2 separate regions of the Homo sapiens genome follow, and region 1 is linked to region 2. Evidence: read pairs that join two places in POLR2A ChIA-PET (ENCODE). Cell type or tissue: GM12878. All regions are shown on one strand. Each heading gives the region's core, and the rest is flanking DNA. Links, peaks and the distances in the headings are about the cores only. Region 1 overlaps LOC105378258 (a long non-coding RNA gene). Region 2 overlaps P2RX7 (purinergic receptor P2X 7).

The links. Peaks named below come from ENCODE experiments on the same cell type or tissue, not always from the same donor. Only the 100,000 strongest peaks of a DNase experiment are listed, where the experiment ranks them.
Region 1: POLR2A ChIA-PET joins it to region 2 with 11 read pairs; 3 of 35 experiments call an interaction of 5 or more read pairs at or near these places.

What each region holds. Positions count from the first base shown.
Region 1 is chr12:121,056,484-121,064,881 of GRCh38, forward strand. It overlaps LOC105378258 (a long non-coding RNA gene), which reads right to left. Exons shown (of 4, transcript XR_007063492.1): 4 at 2,807-3,273. It also overlaps the pseudogene OASL2P. Among named protein-coding and RNA genes, the nearest start is that of OASL, 21 kb to the left of the region's middle. RefSeq lists enhancers at 3,519-3,608, 3,729-3,898, 3,919-4,098. In GM12878, for the core only: CTCF peaks have their summits at 3,706 (motif pointing left), 4,267 and 5,548; DNase peaks (open chromatin) are centred at 3,768 and 4,248; H3K4me3 peaks cover 972 bases; H3K27ac peaks cover 1,440 bases.
Region 2 is chr12:121,158,724-121,166,957 of GRCh38, forward strand. It overlaps P2RX7 (purinergic receptor P2X 7), which reads left to right. Exons shown (of 13, transcript NM_002562.6): 4 at 2,179-2,251; 5 at 3,701-3,797; 6 at 6,634-6,714; 7 at 7,335-7,464. All of the region lies in intron 2 of LOC105370032 (a long non-coding RNA gene), which reads right to left. Among named protein-coding and RNA genes, the nearest start is that of P2RX7, 30 kb to the left of the region's middle. In GM12878, for the core only: no CTCF peak of the experiment used is centred there; a DNase peak (open chromatin) is centred at 888.

The sequences.
Region 1 (8,398 bases), core at 260-8,259, 100 kb before region 2:
CTCTAGAAAAATACAGCACTCTTGTCTTAATAAGGATGAATGAAAGCTAGAAGACTAAAATGCAACTAAGAAAACTTAGGGCTGGGTGTGGTGGCTCACGCCTGTAATCCCAGCACTTTGGGAGGCCGAGGCAGGAGGATCACCTGAGGTCAGGAGTTTGAGACCAGCCTGGCCAACATGGTGAAAGCCCGTCTCTACTAAAAATATAAAAAATTACCCAGGTGTGGTGGTGCATGCCTGTAATCCCAGCTACTCGGGAGGCTGAGGTAGGAGAACTGCTTGAACATGGGAGAAGGAGGTTGCAGTGAGCCGAGATCATGCCAGTGCGCTCCAGCCTGGGTGACAGAGTGAGACTCTCTCTCAAGAAAAAAAAAAAAGAAAGAAAAGAAAACTTAAAGGCCGAGTATGGTGGCTCACACCTGTAATCCCAGCCCTTTGGGAGGCCGAGGCGAGTGGATTGCCTGAGCTCAGGAGTTCAAGATCAGCCTGGGCAACATGGTGAAACCCCATCTCTACAAACACAAAAAAAGAAAAAAAAAATTAGCTAGGCGTGGTGTTGCGTGCTTGTAATCCCAGCTACTTGGGAGGCTGAGGCTGAGGCACGAGAATTGCTTGAACCTGGGAGGTGGAAGTTGCAGTAAGCCGAAATTGTGCCACCACTGAACTCCAGCCTGGGCAACAGAGCAATACTGTCTCAAAAAAAAAAAAAAGAAAAAAGAAAAAAAAAACCAGAAAGGAAGAAAACTTAGTGCTTGAAAAGCTCAAGCAAATGTTGAATTATATGCAATGTACTCCCTTCTTCCCAATACAGAAACAAAGTCCTTCTTGTTGCTTGTTTACCGATGTTTATTCAGACAGGATCTCTAGCTCTATAGATAACTTTGTTGTAGGCATTTTCTGTGCTGGTCAAAACTGGTGGAAATAGGTATTCTAGGGGCGTTTCCACCTCTGGAAATAGAGATGGTTGAGAGAGCAAGAGGAAAGGTAAAATGCATTTTTTTCTTATACAGACAAATAGTCTCCATTTGAAACACATCCCCGTAGAGGCGGGAATAGGAACTTCACGTTGTGAGTGTTTGAGATCATATGAATGGTGCGCCTCCCATCAAGACAGTGCCTTTCAATCAGTAGAAGAACTTTATTATAACATATGTTAAAGTACTTGAACACCCTCGAACCCATTCTTAAGAGAATACGCATTCTATTTCTGGTTCTGATCGGGATTCCCCTTTTCTTTGTGTTTTTGTTTTGGATCTGGAAAGCAAAGATGCTGCCAGAGCTCTGCAGCAGAGGGACCTTAGGGCACATGCAGATGTGTGGACGAGCCAGAAGCCAGAAGGGCAAAGTTGTATCTTTTTAAGCAACCATGGAAGCTCGAATTTCTGTTTTGAAGCTCAGGGTTTGCTAGTAACACTCCTGATTATTTGCCTTCGACTCCGTATTTAAAGATTCTTTTTTTGAGACACTGTCACCCAGGCTACAGTGCAGCGGCATGACCACAGCTCACTGCAGCCTCGACCTCCTGGCCTCAAGTGATCCTCCCACCTCAGCCTCCCGAGTAGCTGGGACCACAGGTGGATGCTACCATACCTGGCTAATTTTTTTGTGCTTTTTGTAGAGACAAGTTTTCGTGATGTTGCCCAGGCTGGTCTTGAGCTCCTGGGCTCAAGCAATCTGCCTACATTGGCTTCTCAAAGTGCCGGGATTACAGGCGAGAACCACTGTGCCTGGCCTGAAGATTCATTAAAGCTGCATTTCCTTCCTTTTCAGTCGTATTCTCGGCAGCCATTGCCACTCCCAGGTGAAGTCTGATTTGCTTAAGATAATGTTAGATGTCTTTCATTCTAGCAAAATAAACCAAATCTAGATTTATGGTTAAGGCATTTTTGATTTAGGGTGATATGTTAAAAGTTGAACTATAGTTTAGTACTTTCCCAGGGGAAACCATGCTATAAATACGTATTTGATTCCATGGTCAGCCTCTAACAAACCCTCTGAACCCAGAGAGTACCCTCTGATATTACCTAATTGCTAGGTAGTTTCTAACAAAATCAGTCAGCGCCATTTTATTTTTTTACTTTTTTTTTTTTTTTTTGAGATCGAGTCTCACTCTGTCACCCAGGCTGGAGTGGCGTGATCTCAGCTCACTGCAAGCTCTGCCTCCCGGGTTCACACCATTCTCCTGCCTCAGCCTCCCGAGTAGCTGGGATTACAGGCGCCTGCCACCACACCTGACTAAGTTTTTTTTTGTATTTTTATAGTAGAGACGGGGTTTCACCATGTTAGCCAGGATGGTCTCGATCTCCTGACCTCGTGTTCCGCCTGCCTTGGCCTCCCAAAGTACCGAGATTACAGGCGTGAGCCACCGCGCCCGGCCAGTCAGTGCCATTTTAGAAGGAAAATATAGATGATCTTGATGACTTTAGGGGTTAAGTGGGGCTGGTTAAAGAGGAAACAAAAGGCATAAATTTTATTTTAATTTCTTTAAAAATTTTTTTTAAATAATATATAAAAAAGTTTAAAATTTTAAATAATTGAGATGAGGTCTTGCAATGTTGCCCAGGCTGGCCTTGAACTCCTGGGTTCAAGTGATCCTCCCCACTCAGCGTCCCAAAGTGCTGGGATTACAGGTGTGAGCCACTGTGCCTGGCCAAAAGGCATAAATTTTATACAAACCTGCTACCCATAGTCCACTTGATTCCCTGGCACTTAGAGAGCTGGATCCCAAATCATCATCATCATCATCATCATCATCATCATCATCATCCAGATTTGTAGAATAGTTTACTGCTTAAGAGCACTTTTCTATGCTTTATCCCATTTATTGTTCATTAGAAACCGGTTTTAGAGAGGAAGAGACCGATGCTCAGAGAGACAAAATAACTCATCCCTTACCTATCCCACAGCCCCACAGTCCCACAGGGCAGAGCTGGGATTTGAACCCCGGGGGTTCCTGAGTGCTCACCTTTGCCATCTTCAGCACCCTGACTTCCTGGTCCAGAATCAGCTCATTATAGAAGAACTGATCCCTCAAGAACTGCTCAGTTCAATGCCCGGCATCCTTCACTTCATCCTTCCAGTCTCCCTGGGGCTGGAGGCTGTTTTACGAAGGCAGACTGGAAGGATGTTTTATGAAGACATCCAGCCTGTCCCCAGGGGTGTCATACAGGTCCTGGAAGCCTGCCATCTCTGTGGGACCAGGAATGAATCGTCTCTGCTTCTGCCCAGCCCTGTAAGGGGCAACTCCCAGCCTTTGTCCAGTAGGCCACAGAACTGCAGAAGGGCAGGGAGATGGTGTGGGTTAGAGAGAGAGTTAGCTGCCCTTTTTCTTTCTTTTTTTTTTTTTTTTTGATACAGAGTCTTGCTCTGTCACCCATGGCGTGATCTCAGCTCACCGCAACCTCTGCCTCCCGGGTTCAAGGGATTCTCCCACCTCAGCCTCCTGTGTAGCTGGGATTACAGGCACCTGACACCACGCCCGGCTAATTTTTGGTATTTTTGGTATTTTTAGTAGAAACGGGGTTTCACCATGTTGGCCAGGCTGGTCTCAAACTCCTGACCTCAGGTGATCTGCCCGCCTTGGGCTCCCAAAGTGCTGGGATTACAGGCGTGAGCCACCGACGGAAGAATCACTAAGCTTACTTTCCTCTTTTTAGGGTGCAGAGAGGGCTAGGGGGCCCTCCAGGCATCAGCTGAGCCTCCCTCTGCTGGGCTGCCTTAGTTCAGCAGCCATCTCTCCTGCCGGCTGAGAATGGAAACTGAAACTGAACTTTGTTTTGTTTGTTTGGGTTTTTTTGTTTTGTTTTGTTTTGTTTTAATTGGAAACAGAAAATTTGCTGAGCTTTGAAAGAGGAATTTTCTCTTTCCATTTGAGGTTGCCAGGAAAAAAGGCTGGAGATGGAGCCAAGTGCCCCTTGGGCTTCCTTGAGAGGAAGGTTCTCAGGCTGGGAGTTTCCCAGGGTGTCCTGGAGCTGGGCTGCCCCCACCTCTCCATCCCCTATTTCCTGCTGCAGGAGCAGACCTTGTCTCCCTACGGGAACTCAGTAGTGTCTGCCCCGGAATCAGAAGGTGCTGGCTCCTTGGGGTGAGGGGATGGGGGCTTGGGCTGAGCCCCGGGAGTCCTGGGGCCTGGGATTGACTCTTTATTTTCTAAAAGCAAAGACATACTCACCCCTTTACTACTTGTTTTGTTGCGTATATTTAGGTCTCCCCTATCCCCTCACCAATAATCCACAGGAAGGAGGTAATCTTTTAAAAAATTGTCTTTAGGGGGCGCTGTTCTCTCAAGAACTTCATTTTGAAGAGCAAACTGACAGTTTGTGGTAGACACATTGGCTTTTAAAGATCTCAACTAGCGACCAGGCGCGGTGGCTCTCGCCTGTAATCCAGCACTTTGGGAGGCCGAGGCGGGAGGATCGCTTGAGGCCAGGAGTTTGAGACCAGCCTGGCTAACATGATGAAACCTCGTCTCTACTAAAAATACAAAAAAATTAGCCAGGCGTGGTGGCAGGCGCCTGTAATCCCAGCTACTTGGGAGGCTGAGGCAGGAAAATCACTTGACCCCAGAGGCGGAGGTTGCAGTGAGCCGAGATGGCATCACTGCACTCCAGCCAGACTGTCTCAAAAAAAAAAAAAAAAAAAAAAAAAAAAAAAAAAAAGGAAAGAAAGTAAATCCCACATTGATACTGTGGAGGCCATAAGTATGCACCTATAGGATGCATTTTAAAAATGCCCTAACAACGCATAAATATGTCACTGAGGTTTGTTAAGAATGTCCAGATTTCCAGCCTGGGCAGCATAGTAAAACTCCATCTCTACAAAATATACAAAAAAATTAGCCGGGCATGTGGCATGTGCCCGTAGCTACTAGGGAGGCTGAAGTGGGAGGATCACCTGAGCCTGGGAAGTCGAGGCTGCAGTGAGCTGTGATCAAACCACTGCACTCCAGCCTGGGCAACAGAATGAGACCCTGTCTAAAAAAAATTAAAAATAAAAATGTCCAGATTCATGACAGCCTGTCTCTCACTCTGCTTAACAGAGTAAAAAATACTGAGCCCTGAAACACAGGCTTAGAAGATTCAAAAATTGCCTTGGAGAGGGAAAACCACTAAGTGGGAGATGCCTGTGAAGAGCTTGAGTTACAAAATCTTTTTGAAAACTGAAAGTGGAAAAGAGTAATATTTGTATATTACCCCATAACATATACAAATGTATAGCTGTATCTAAATAAATTAACGAAATATTGGAAGTGCATATTTGATTTCCCTTAAGCTTATGTAATTAGGGCTATGCCAACATATTTTTATTTTTCATTTATTTTTATGTTTTTCCCCATTGATCCATGTGATTCTCAAACACATTTTTATTTTCTCCCTGGCAAATATTTGTTATTAGTCCATTGGAAAAATTGATTGGATTTGGGGATCACCTTGCATTAGGGCATTTTTGGTATATGTACTCATATTTTAAAAACTGTGAATTCCAATATATATTCTTAATAGGAAACTGCGACATTTTTGTCAATTTTCCTCTCTTCCACAAGATGATGCTCCACACCCACCTAAAACAATCACCATTTGTAGTTCCTAGGATCCTAGTACAGAAGAGACAGAGGGGATCTGCTTAATCCTTGTTTTTCAGAAGGCAGACAGGAGCCCAGAGTGTTTACCAGGGCTCTTTGACATTATGGTATTGATATTAACTCCAATAGCTATACTTATCAAGCACTTCGTGTATACCAGGCTCTCTACACAGTTTATTTTATTCTTTATTTTTTTTGAGATGGGATCTGGCTCTGTCACCCAGGCTGGAGTGCGTGGCATGATCTGGGCTCACTGCAACCTCACCTCCCAGGCTCAAGTGATTCTCCCACCTCAGCCTCCTGAGTAGCTGAGACTACAAGTATGCATCACTGAGCCTGGCTAATTTTTGTACTTTTTTTTTTTGTAGAGATGGGGTTTTGCTATGCTGCCCAGGCTGGTCTCAAACTCCTGGGCTCCAGTGATCCGCCTGCCTTGACCTCCCAAAGTGCTGGGATTAGAGTCGCGAGCCTCCACACCCAGCCTCTTTTCACAGTTTAGTTCCCATAATCCCCACAAGACTCTGTGATGCAGGTTCACACCATGTTACATTATGAAGAAATCGAGTCTCAGCAAGATGATGTGGCCTGCCCAGAGTCACACACCAAAGAAGTGGACAAGCTGTGATTCAAACCCAGGTTCTCTGATTCTAAATGCCAGAGGTTTACCCACGACATTATCTTACTGCCCAAGGCACTTATTATTTATTGAGCTCCTACTACGTGCTGGGCACTGGGCGAGGCTTGGAGAATACATAAATGAATAAGGCAGCCCCATTCTACGGGCAGTTTGTTATGTGTCTTCTCTACTGGGAATCTTCAGCGTGAGAAGCACGTGGTCCCAGGGTCTAGCACATTTCTTGGCACACAATGGGGCCTCAGTTAATGTTGGCTGAATAAATGAATGAATGACACCATGTTTCCTAGGAAGCAAAAGCACTTCAATCTTGTGACTATTTTTTAGTCCATAAAACGGATAGATGGTGGAGGACAGAGAACTTCCTGGTGACCTTCTGCTTGCTTCGTCAAGGCATCTATCAAGGGTCCCCATCTTTGAGTATGGTGGCTCAACCACAGTGGACCATCCCAAAGGTCCTCTCTGGTTCTGCATTGCAGACACTCTGTGCATGGTGGTGCGGGACCTCCTTCCTGGAGGTGCTTGCTTCTTCATTTACCCCAGTGTTTCTTAACATTTTGAAGTCTTGTGAGCACCAGAGAAAATGATGAATGCAAGGGGCCCTCCCTCTAAAAAACATGTTAATGCTAATATTTTGCATGCAATTTCAGGGGCTTCCTGGACCCCAAGTTAAGAATCTCTGCTATGGGGCCGGACACGATGGCTCATGTCTGTAATCCCAGCACTTTGGGAGGTTGAGGCGGGTGGATCACTTGAGGTCAGGAGTTTGAGACCAGCCTGGCCAATATGGTGAAACCCCATCTCTACTAAAAATACAAAAGAATTAGTCAGGCGTGGTGGTGGGCGCCTGTAATCCAAGCTGCTCGGGAGGCTGAGGCAGGAGAATCGCTTGAACTGGGGAGGCAGAGGTTGCGGTGAGCCAAGATCGTGCCACTGCACTTCAGCCTGGGCGTCAGACTCTGTCTCAAAAAAATAAAAAAAGAATCTCTGGGCCGGGCGCGGTGGCTCACGCCTGTAATCCCAGCACTTTGGGAGGCCGAGGCGGGTGGATCATGAGGTCAGGAGATCGAGACCATCCTGGTTAACAAGGTGAAACCCCGTCTCTACTAAAAATACAAAAAATTAGCCGGGCGCGGTGGCGGGCGCCTGTAGTCCCAGCTACTCGGGAGGCTGAGGCAGGAGAATGGCGTGAACCCGGGAAGCGGAGCTTGCAGTGAGCCGAGATTGCGCCACTGCAGTCCGCAGTCCGGCCTGGGCGACAGAGCGAGACTCCGTCTCAAAAAAAAAAAAAAAAAAAAAGAATCTCTGCTGTGGAAGATGCTTTTTTTTATTTTTCAAAATTTTTATTAGAGATGGAGGGGCGTCTCGCTATGTTGCCCAGGCTGGAGTCAAATTCCTGGGCTCAAAGGATCTTCCTGCTTCATTCAGCCTCCTGAATAGCTGGGATTACAGTGCATGCCACCATGCTTGGCTTCTCCTGTGGAAGATTCTTGAGGACCAAAAGACATCCTAAACAAGAGTCACATCTCAAACCTTTTTATTGAATTCCTGTTTTTTGTGCATCATGCTGGGTGCTAAGGGATAGTGTAGGGAAAATCTCCAGCCTTCATATCAGTCAGAAGGGAGCCCTGGGGCAGCAGGGCATCTAGTCATCAGCCTCTCAGCTCTCAAGTCACATGTGGGACTGGGATCCGGGTGTTTCCCACCTCCCCAGTAAGCCTGCAACTTTTTCTTCCATCTGGCTCCCATTTTAGAGCCTTGCATATGTTTCTTCAAGGGAAGCCTGGATAATCCTGAATTGCCTCTAATAACCACATTCTTTTTTTTTTTAATTTTTTTTTTTTTTTTTTTTTTTGAGACAGAGTCTCGCTCTCGTTGCCCAGGCTGGAGTGCGGTGGTGGGATCTTAGCTCACTGCAACCTCTGCCTCCTGGGTTCAAATGATTCTCCTGCCCCAGACTCCTGAGCAGCTGGGATTACAGGCACAAGCCACCGCCCCTGGCTAATTTTTGTATTTTTTGTAGAGACAGGGTTTCGCCATGTTGACCAGGCTGGTCTTGAACTCCTGACCTCAGGTGATCCGCCTGCCTCGGACTCCCAAAGTACTGGGATTGCAGGTGTGAGCCACCGCGTCCGGCTGTAACCACATTCTTTAATTCTTGTTTCCAACAGGTATTCCCAGGA
Region 2 (8,234 bases), core at 235-8,234:
GCTGTTTTTTAAAAAAAAAATTAGAATTCCTTTTGGAGAGCAAAATAAAACTGATTTCTCTTCTTTCCTGAGATTCATCTCCAGTTGATAATGAAAATGTAACTTTCCATGAGCCACAATGAATGATCACACATTCATTCCTTCCATGACTATCAAGACCTACTATTTGCCAGGCACTTGGGCTGCAAAGATATGACCTTGGCTCTGTATTCAAAGGGTTCATAATCTAATCTGGGGAGTCACAAGGGGAGGAGACCAACGGCATGCCATGTGACAAGGCAGCCTGGGAAATAAAGAGATCATGAGAGAGTTTGAAAACTACAAGAAACATTCATTGAGCATGTACTATGTGCTAAACCCTTTCTTTTCATAACTCACTTAATCTTCACAACAACCAGGCAAGACAATTTGTTGGCTGGGCATGATGGCTCACGCCTATAATCCCAGCACTTTGGGAGGTCGAGGCAGGCAGATCATGAGGTCAGGAGTTCAAGACCAGCCTGGCCAAGATGGGGAAACACCGTCTCTACTAAAAATACAAAAATTAGCCAGGCATGGTGGTGCGTGCCTGTAATCCCAGCTACTCAGGAGGCTGAGGCAGGAGAATTGCCTGAACTCAGGAGGTGGAGGTTACAGTGAGCCAAGATCACACCATTGCACTCTAGCCTGGTCGACAGAGCAAGACTCTGTCTCCAAAAAAAAAAAAAAAAAAAAAAAGACAAATCTGTTCACCCTGCTTTTACAGATGAACAGTGAGCTGGCCAAGGTCTCTCAGCTAGAAAATGGTGCAGCTACTGCTGAACCAGATATACCTGGGTCCAAGACCTAGGTCCTTGACCTGAATCACTGTAGAAGCCACAAATTGCACAGATGACAAAGAGCAGAGGCCATTTTCACACCTATGTCATGTTCTGGCTTCCCCAAGACTGGCCATGAAGCCTGCTCCCTAGAAAACAGGAAGAGAAATATGCATAAACCAGGGCAGCTCATTTCTCTCTTCCGTGTTCTGTCCTTCAGCCCTGAGACCCAGCTGGTCTCATTTTCTTGGGCCAGGCGAGTGTCCTGGCCAATGTCTCTCAGTTCCATGTGTCCTGCTGAGTCTCCGCACCTGTTTGCCCTGCTCAGTCCTTTCAGCCACAGGGCCACTTGGACCAAGCCACCTGTCCCCCATCCCAGCCAGCATCCCTGAAAGTGATCCCTAGCTTCCCAGACCTCTGCTTTTCCCATTTTTATTTATTTGTATTGGGATATAATTCACATACCATAAACCCCACCATTTTAAAGTGTACATACGGTTCAGTGGTTTTTAGTATAATCACAGAGTTGTGCAACCATCACCACCGTCTAATTCCAGAATATTTTCTTCCTTCTTTCTTTCTTTTTTTTTCCTTTCTTTCTTTCTTTTTCTTTCTTTCTTCCTTCCTTCCTTTCTTTCTTTTTTTAGGTGGAGTTTTGCTCTTGTCACCCAGGCTGGAGTGCAGTGACGCAATCTCAGCTCACTGCAACCTCCACCTCCCAGGTTCAAGTGATTCTCCTGCCTCAGCCCCCCTAGTAGCTGGGATTACAGGCGCACACCACCACATCTGATAATTTTTGTATTTTTAGTAGAGACGGGGTTTCACCATGTTGAGCAGGCTGGTCTCAGACTCCTGACCTCAGGTGATCTGCCCGCCTTGGCCTCCCAAAGTGCTGGGATTACAGGCGTGATAAGCCACGGCGCCCAGCCCCCAGAACATTTTCATCACCTACAAAGGAAACCCCAAATCCAGTAGCAGTCACTCCCCATTCTCCCCTTCCCCTGTCCCTGGCCACAGTCTACTTTCTGTCTCTATAGATGCCTATTCTGGACATTTCCTATAAATAGAATTGTATATGGTGTGGCCTTTTGTGTCTGTCTTCTTTCACTCAGCATCATGTTCTCCAGGTCCATCCATGTTGTAGCCTGTGTCATTGCTTCATCCTTCTTATGGCTAAATAAGATTCTGTGTATGAATGTACCACATTTTATTTGTCCATTCATCCGTCAGTGGCCACTTGCGTGGTTTCCACTTTTTTGGCGATTCTGAGTAGTGCTGCTATAAGCATTCGTGTGCACATTCTGGTGGATATCGAATCACTTCTCCACGTCTTAGTAACACACGTCACTTACTCCCCACTCTGTCATCCTTCTATCTGCAGTATCCCACCCGCAGGACGCTCTGTTCCTCTGACCGAGGTTGTAAAAAGGGATGGATGGACCCGCAGAGCAAAGGTACCTTCTGTTTCTTTTCCCGAGACCCTAGGGGTGGATGGTCTGGCATCTTGGTGACATTTGTGATGCCCAGGTCAGGTCTTCAGCCTCTGCTCTCAGCTGCCCTCTTCCACCATCACCAAGCCATAGGCGAGTCTGCCCATGCTTCGGCTCTGTCCCCAGCAGACCAGCTGCTGACTGTAAACATGACTCCAGTTTTCCAGTGAGAGAAGAAGCTCCTAAAAACCTAGCAGGTTCAGGATTCTAATCGGTAGAAAATTCACATGGCCTATAGCATCATCTGAGTATTCTAAACTTTCCCCCTGAATTTCCTCAAAGGTTGAGGACCATGAACTTTTACCCCCAGGGAACCTGGCAGCAATACCCATATTAACCTGCAGAATTTTTTTTGTTTTTTATTTTATTTTATTTTTTAAACATTTTTTGCACTGTTTTATTTTGATTTTGATTTTGATTTTATTTATATCTAAGTGCAGTGCTATTGCGATACCTGCAGAATTTCTTTATCTCACATTTTAACTTAAAAAGGCACAGGGCAGCGAGCGCAGAGGCTGGTGCCTGTAATCCCAGCACTTTGGGAGGGTGAGGCAGATGGATGCTTGAGGTCAGGGGTTCGAGAACAGCCTGGAAAACATGGTGAAACCCCGTCTCTACTAAAAATACAAAAATCAGCCAGACATGGTGGCACACGCTTATAATCCCAGCTACTTGGGAGGCTGAGACGTGAGAATCACTTGAACCTGGAAGGCAGAGGTTGCAGTGAGCCAAGATCATGCCACTGCACTCCAGCATGGGTGACAGAGCGAGACCCCTTTAAAAAAAAAAAAAAAGGCACAGGGCAATTTTAAAAATACTGCAAATAGTAAAAAAAAAAAAATCAGTGGTTATAATGCAAACACACACAAAAAGGCATATGCCCATTACTGCATTCTACTCCATACTGTATGTGTATTTGAGTTAGTATAAAAGTTATTTTAACATTGCTCACTATTTAATTAATTCTCCCTTGGAAACTGATTAATCATCCTGGCACTCCAGGAAGATGTGCCATGCTGATTTCATGGCTTTGCACATCCTGGGCAGGCTGTGTACCCCTTGAGGGACTTGTGCCCCTTTGAGAGGCCATGTTCTAGTCCATTTATACTAAGTGAGAGCATACACCTGTTCCGCTCCCCTCATGGGCACCTTTTCTTATAAAGAAACAAAAGAGCCAGCAGAATCCACAGTCTTTCTGTGTTCTCTCTGATCTTTATTATGTTTTGCTTGTTTGCCTTGCCTTGTGTTCGTTGTGGTTAGGATGGGCTTGATGGAAGCTGAAGCTGCGTGGGTTGGAAAGCCTGGTCAAAGCCTAGTCTCTCGCCCGGGTTGAGTTAATGATGTCCCTCCTGGAGAACGTCCTCTCCGCAGTTCTTTCACATCTGTGGTTCTACGATGCTTTGACCCCTATAGGAATTCAGACCGGAAGGTGTGTAGTGTATGAAGGGAACCAGAAGACCTGTGAAGTCTCTGCCTGGTGCCCCATCGAGGCAGTGGAAGAGGCCCCCCGGTGAGTCGCATGGGGAGACAGACACAGTGGCCCTCAGCGGCGACCAGATGAGGCCTTGCCGAGGCTGCTTGGGCCTTCCCCTCTCAGCACAGCCCTGCAAAGTCCTGGGTCCTACCGGCTTGGGGACCCCTGCGCTCTGGATGCACTGCTTGGCACAAACTAGTATCTCTGGGAGGGCCATGGTGGTTGGTAAACTGTTGTAACACTCCTGTACCAACTGGTAAATAGCTACTACCCTGAGCATCCTTGGGTGTCCCTGGCCCCTTCCTTCCCCCAGATCTTCCAGGGTACCCCCAGACCCCCTCCTGTAGTGCCACAGCAGGATCCCTTCTGACTTGTCAGTGTCCATACTGAGTGATCAAGGATAGGAAGGAAGGAGGGAGATGGAAGGGAAGGACGAAGCGAGGAAAGAGAAGGGGAAGGGGAGGAAAAAGCAAAAGGGGTGAGGGTAAAAGAGGGGGGGAAGGAAGTTTTCTCAGATTAAATGCTTACAATGACATACAGATTTGGTGGTCCCTTGTATTGATGCTTCGCTTCAATACACAAAGTCACAATGTTAAATCTCAGAAGCCACAAGGGCTGATGTATTTCAGCAGAGAATAGTTAGAAAGACCTGGATTCAATTCCTAGCTCTAACACCATTTTGCTGTGTGTCCTTGGGAAAATGGCTTAACCTCTCTGAGTTTCAGTGTCCTCACCTGTAAAAGCAGAATAATAATTTCACCAACTTCATAGGGCTGTTGTAAGGATTAAATGAGATGATACTTGTACAGTTATTGTAAGGTAAGCCCCATGCATGCCTGGCTTACACACACACACACACACACACACACACACGCACACACACACACACACACAATCTACCCCTAGAAGTGTGGTGGTTCTAGACCAGCACTGTCCAATTGAACTTGATGCAGTGATGGAAATTTCTGTATCTGTGCTGTCCAATAGGGCAGCTACTAGGTACATGTGGCTATTGAGTACATGAAATGCGACTACTGAATTTTTGAAAGAGATGATAGATGATAGATAGAAAGATAGATAGATAGATAAATAGATAATAGATAGATAGACAGGTAGATAGATAGATAGATAGATAGATAGATAGATAGATAGATAGATAGATAGAGTTTTGCTATGTTGCCCAGGCTGGTTTTGAACTCCTGGGCTCAAGCGATCCTCCTGCCTTGGCCTCCCAAAGTGCTGGGGTTACAGGTTTGAGCCATTGCTCCCAGCCTGAATTTTTAATTAAATTTAAATTTAAATAGCCACACATGTCTAGTGGCTACCATATTGGACAGCGCAGTTCTAGACCGATGTGATTCAGGATCATTCCCTCAGCATCGTGGGGCAAAGAGAAAACTGCCCCAAGCTGGCCTGTAGAAGGCTCAGGCGAAGGTTTCCCAATGCCGGGATGGGGGGTGCGCTCAGCAGCATCACCCCTTATGATTCTCAATCGCTAATAGCTCCACTCAGGTTCATTTCTCGGTCAGGGGCATTTCTTTGTCACAGAAGGAATCACCCAGCTCTGGGAGATACAGCAGCCTCCACTCAGGTAGTCCTTGTTCAAGACAAGCGGCCCTTGACTGACTGCAGTTTCAGTTCCAGCTCTGCTATCAACTCACTCATTAAATAAACTGCATCTCCAGTGTGCCTGCCTCTGGGCTGGATTTTGACGTGACCTGGGCAAGCAACTCCCTGAACTTCAGTTTCTCATATATTATATGAATTAGCTAAGATGGTTCGTTTAATCATTCATTCAACACATCCATCACCACGTAGTAGGTGTTAGATATTTATTTCATACGTAACTACGCATAAGAGACTTTGCTAAGTTTTAGGTAAAATACAAGTCCCAGATACGGAGCAAGTCTCAACCACTGTACATACCTGAATGTGTAATTACATCACTGTGAGAGGTGCCACAGTAAATGCCACTGGGTCTTGTGTTAGTCCATTCTCACACAAAGAACTACCTAGCCAGGTGCGGTGGCTCACGCCTGTAATCCCAACACTTTGGCAGGCTGAGGCAGGCGGATCACTTGAGGTCAGGAGTTCGATACCAGCCTGGCAAACATGGTGAAACCCCATCTCTACTAAAAAATGCATAAATTAGCCAGGTGTGGTGGCACACGCCTGTAATCCCGGCTACTCGGGAGGCTGAGGCAGGAGAGTCGCTTGAACCCGGGAGGTGGAGGTTGCAGTGACCCAAGATCGCGCCACTGCACTCCAGCCTGGGTGACAGAGTGAGACTCCATCTCAGAAAAAAATAAAAATAAAAATAAAGAACTACCTGAGACCAAATACTTTACGAAAAAAAAGAGGTTTAATTGACTCACAGCTCCACAGGCTTAACAGGAAGCCTCAGGAGACTTACAATCATGGCAGAAGGCGAAGGGGAAGCAAACACATCTTACCATGATGGAGCAGGAGGCGGGTTTCGGGGGATGTGCCGCACACTTTTAAATGATCAGATCTCGTGAGAACTCACTCACTATCACAAGAACAGCAAGGAGGAAGTCCGCCCCCATGATTCAGTCACCTCCCACCAGGCCCCTCCTCTGGCACATGGGGATTACAATTCAAGATGAGATTTGGGTGGGGACACAGAGCCAAACCATATCAGATCTCAAGAAGGGAGAAATTCTTCTTGGAGGAGCTGGAGGGGCTTTGTGGAGAGTTTCAGAATGCTTTGCCCACTAGGTTTGCTGTATCCATTTCTCTTCATGTATCCCAAAGACCAAGCCAAGAAACCAGAAGCCTCTGGTCCCACTGGCCCATGGGCTCCCTCGGTTCCCCCCGTCACTAATGGCCATTTTGCATGTCTCTCTCCCAGGCCTGCTCTCTTGAACAGTGCCGAAAACTTCACTGTGCTCATCAAGAACAATATCGACTTCCCCGGCCACAACTACACCACGTAAGTGCCCAGGCTGCCTGGCTGTCTTAGTTATCTACTGCTGAGTAATAAATTATCCCAAACCTCAGAAGCCTGAAACAACAAACGCCTATTGTCTCCCACGGTTTCTGTGGGTCAGGAATCTGGGAATGACTTTGCTGCGTGGTTCTGGCTCAAGGTCTGTCAGGTTGTAGCCAAGCTGTCAACCAGGGCTGCAGTCATTTCTAGGCTTGACTGGGGCTGGAGAACACTTTTCCAAGCTCTCACACAGTTGCTCGTGGGAGAGCTCAGTTCCTCACCACGTGAACCTCGCCCTAGACCACTTGAGTATCCTTGGTATATGGTGGCTGGCTTCTCCCAGAGCAAGTGACCCAAGAGAGACAGAGCAAGCAACCAAGAGTATAACCAAGATGGAAGCCACAGTCTTTGGGGGGAGACCCCAACACTTCTGCCATATGCCATTGGTCACACAGATCAACCCTGGTCCAGTGTGAGAGGCCACTGCCCAGGGGTCCCAGGAGGCAGTGATCATTTGGGGCTTTCATGGAACCTCTCCACCACACTGGCTCACTCCTGGGAAAGAGACAGATCTGTTTTCAATCGAGATGTTTGTTTGTTTGTTTGCTTTTAATTATGCACAGGAGAAACATCCTGCCAGGTTTAAACATCACTTGTACCTTCCACAAGACTCAGAATCCACAGTGTCCCATTTTCCGACTAGGAGACATCTTCCGAGAAACAGGCGATAATTTTTCAGATGTGGCAATTCAGGTTGGTGGTGCTTTGTACACTGGGATGTGGGGCTGTGTGTCTAGGGATGGAGGATGTCAAACAGCCAAGAGGCCGGGCCACTGGGTCTTCATAATGTGGCTCACATTTACTGAGCATTTAGTAAATCCACCCGCTACGCTAAGGACTTTACCTACCATACCTCGTCAAATCCCAAAACAATCCTTATGAGTGAGAGCTACTTGGTGTATTCCTTTCCTGTGGCTGCTGTAGCAAGTTATCAAAGCTTAGTGGCTTCAAAGAACACATATTTGCTTATGTTGCCAGAGATCAGAAGTTGGAGATGATTTTCCCTGAGCCAGGGCAGTGCTCCCTCCGGGACTTTAAGGGAGAATCCAGTTCCTCAGCTTTTCCACCTTCTGGAGCTGCATTCCTTGCATTTCTTCAAAGCCAGCAGCATAACATCTTGCCTCAGTGGCCACTTTCACTCCCTATCCTGTGTCCAATCTCCCTTTGCCTCTGTCTTACAAAGAGAGAGAGCATTTACAAGAGGGGGCATTTAAGGACCAACTGGATAATCCAGGATAATCTCCCATCTCAAGATCCTTCATTTAGGCTGGGCACGGTGGCTCATGCCTGTAATCCCAGCACTTTGGGAGGCTGAGGTGGGTGGATCACCTGAGGTCAGGAGTTCAACACCAGCCTGGCCAACATGGTGAAAGCCCATCTTTACTAAAAATACAAAAAAAAAAAAAAAATAGCCGGGCATGATTGCAGGCTCCTGTAATCCCAGCTACTCGGGAGGCTGAGAC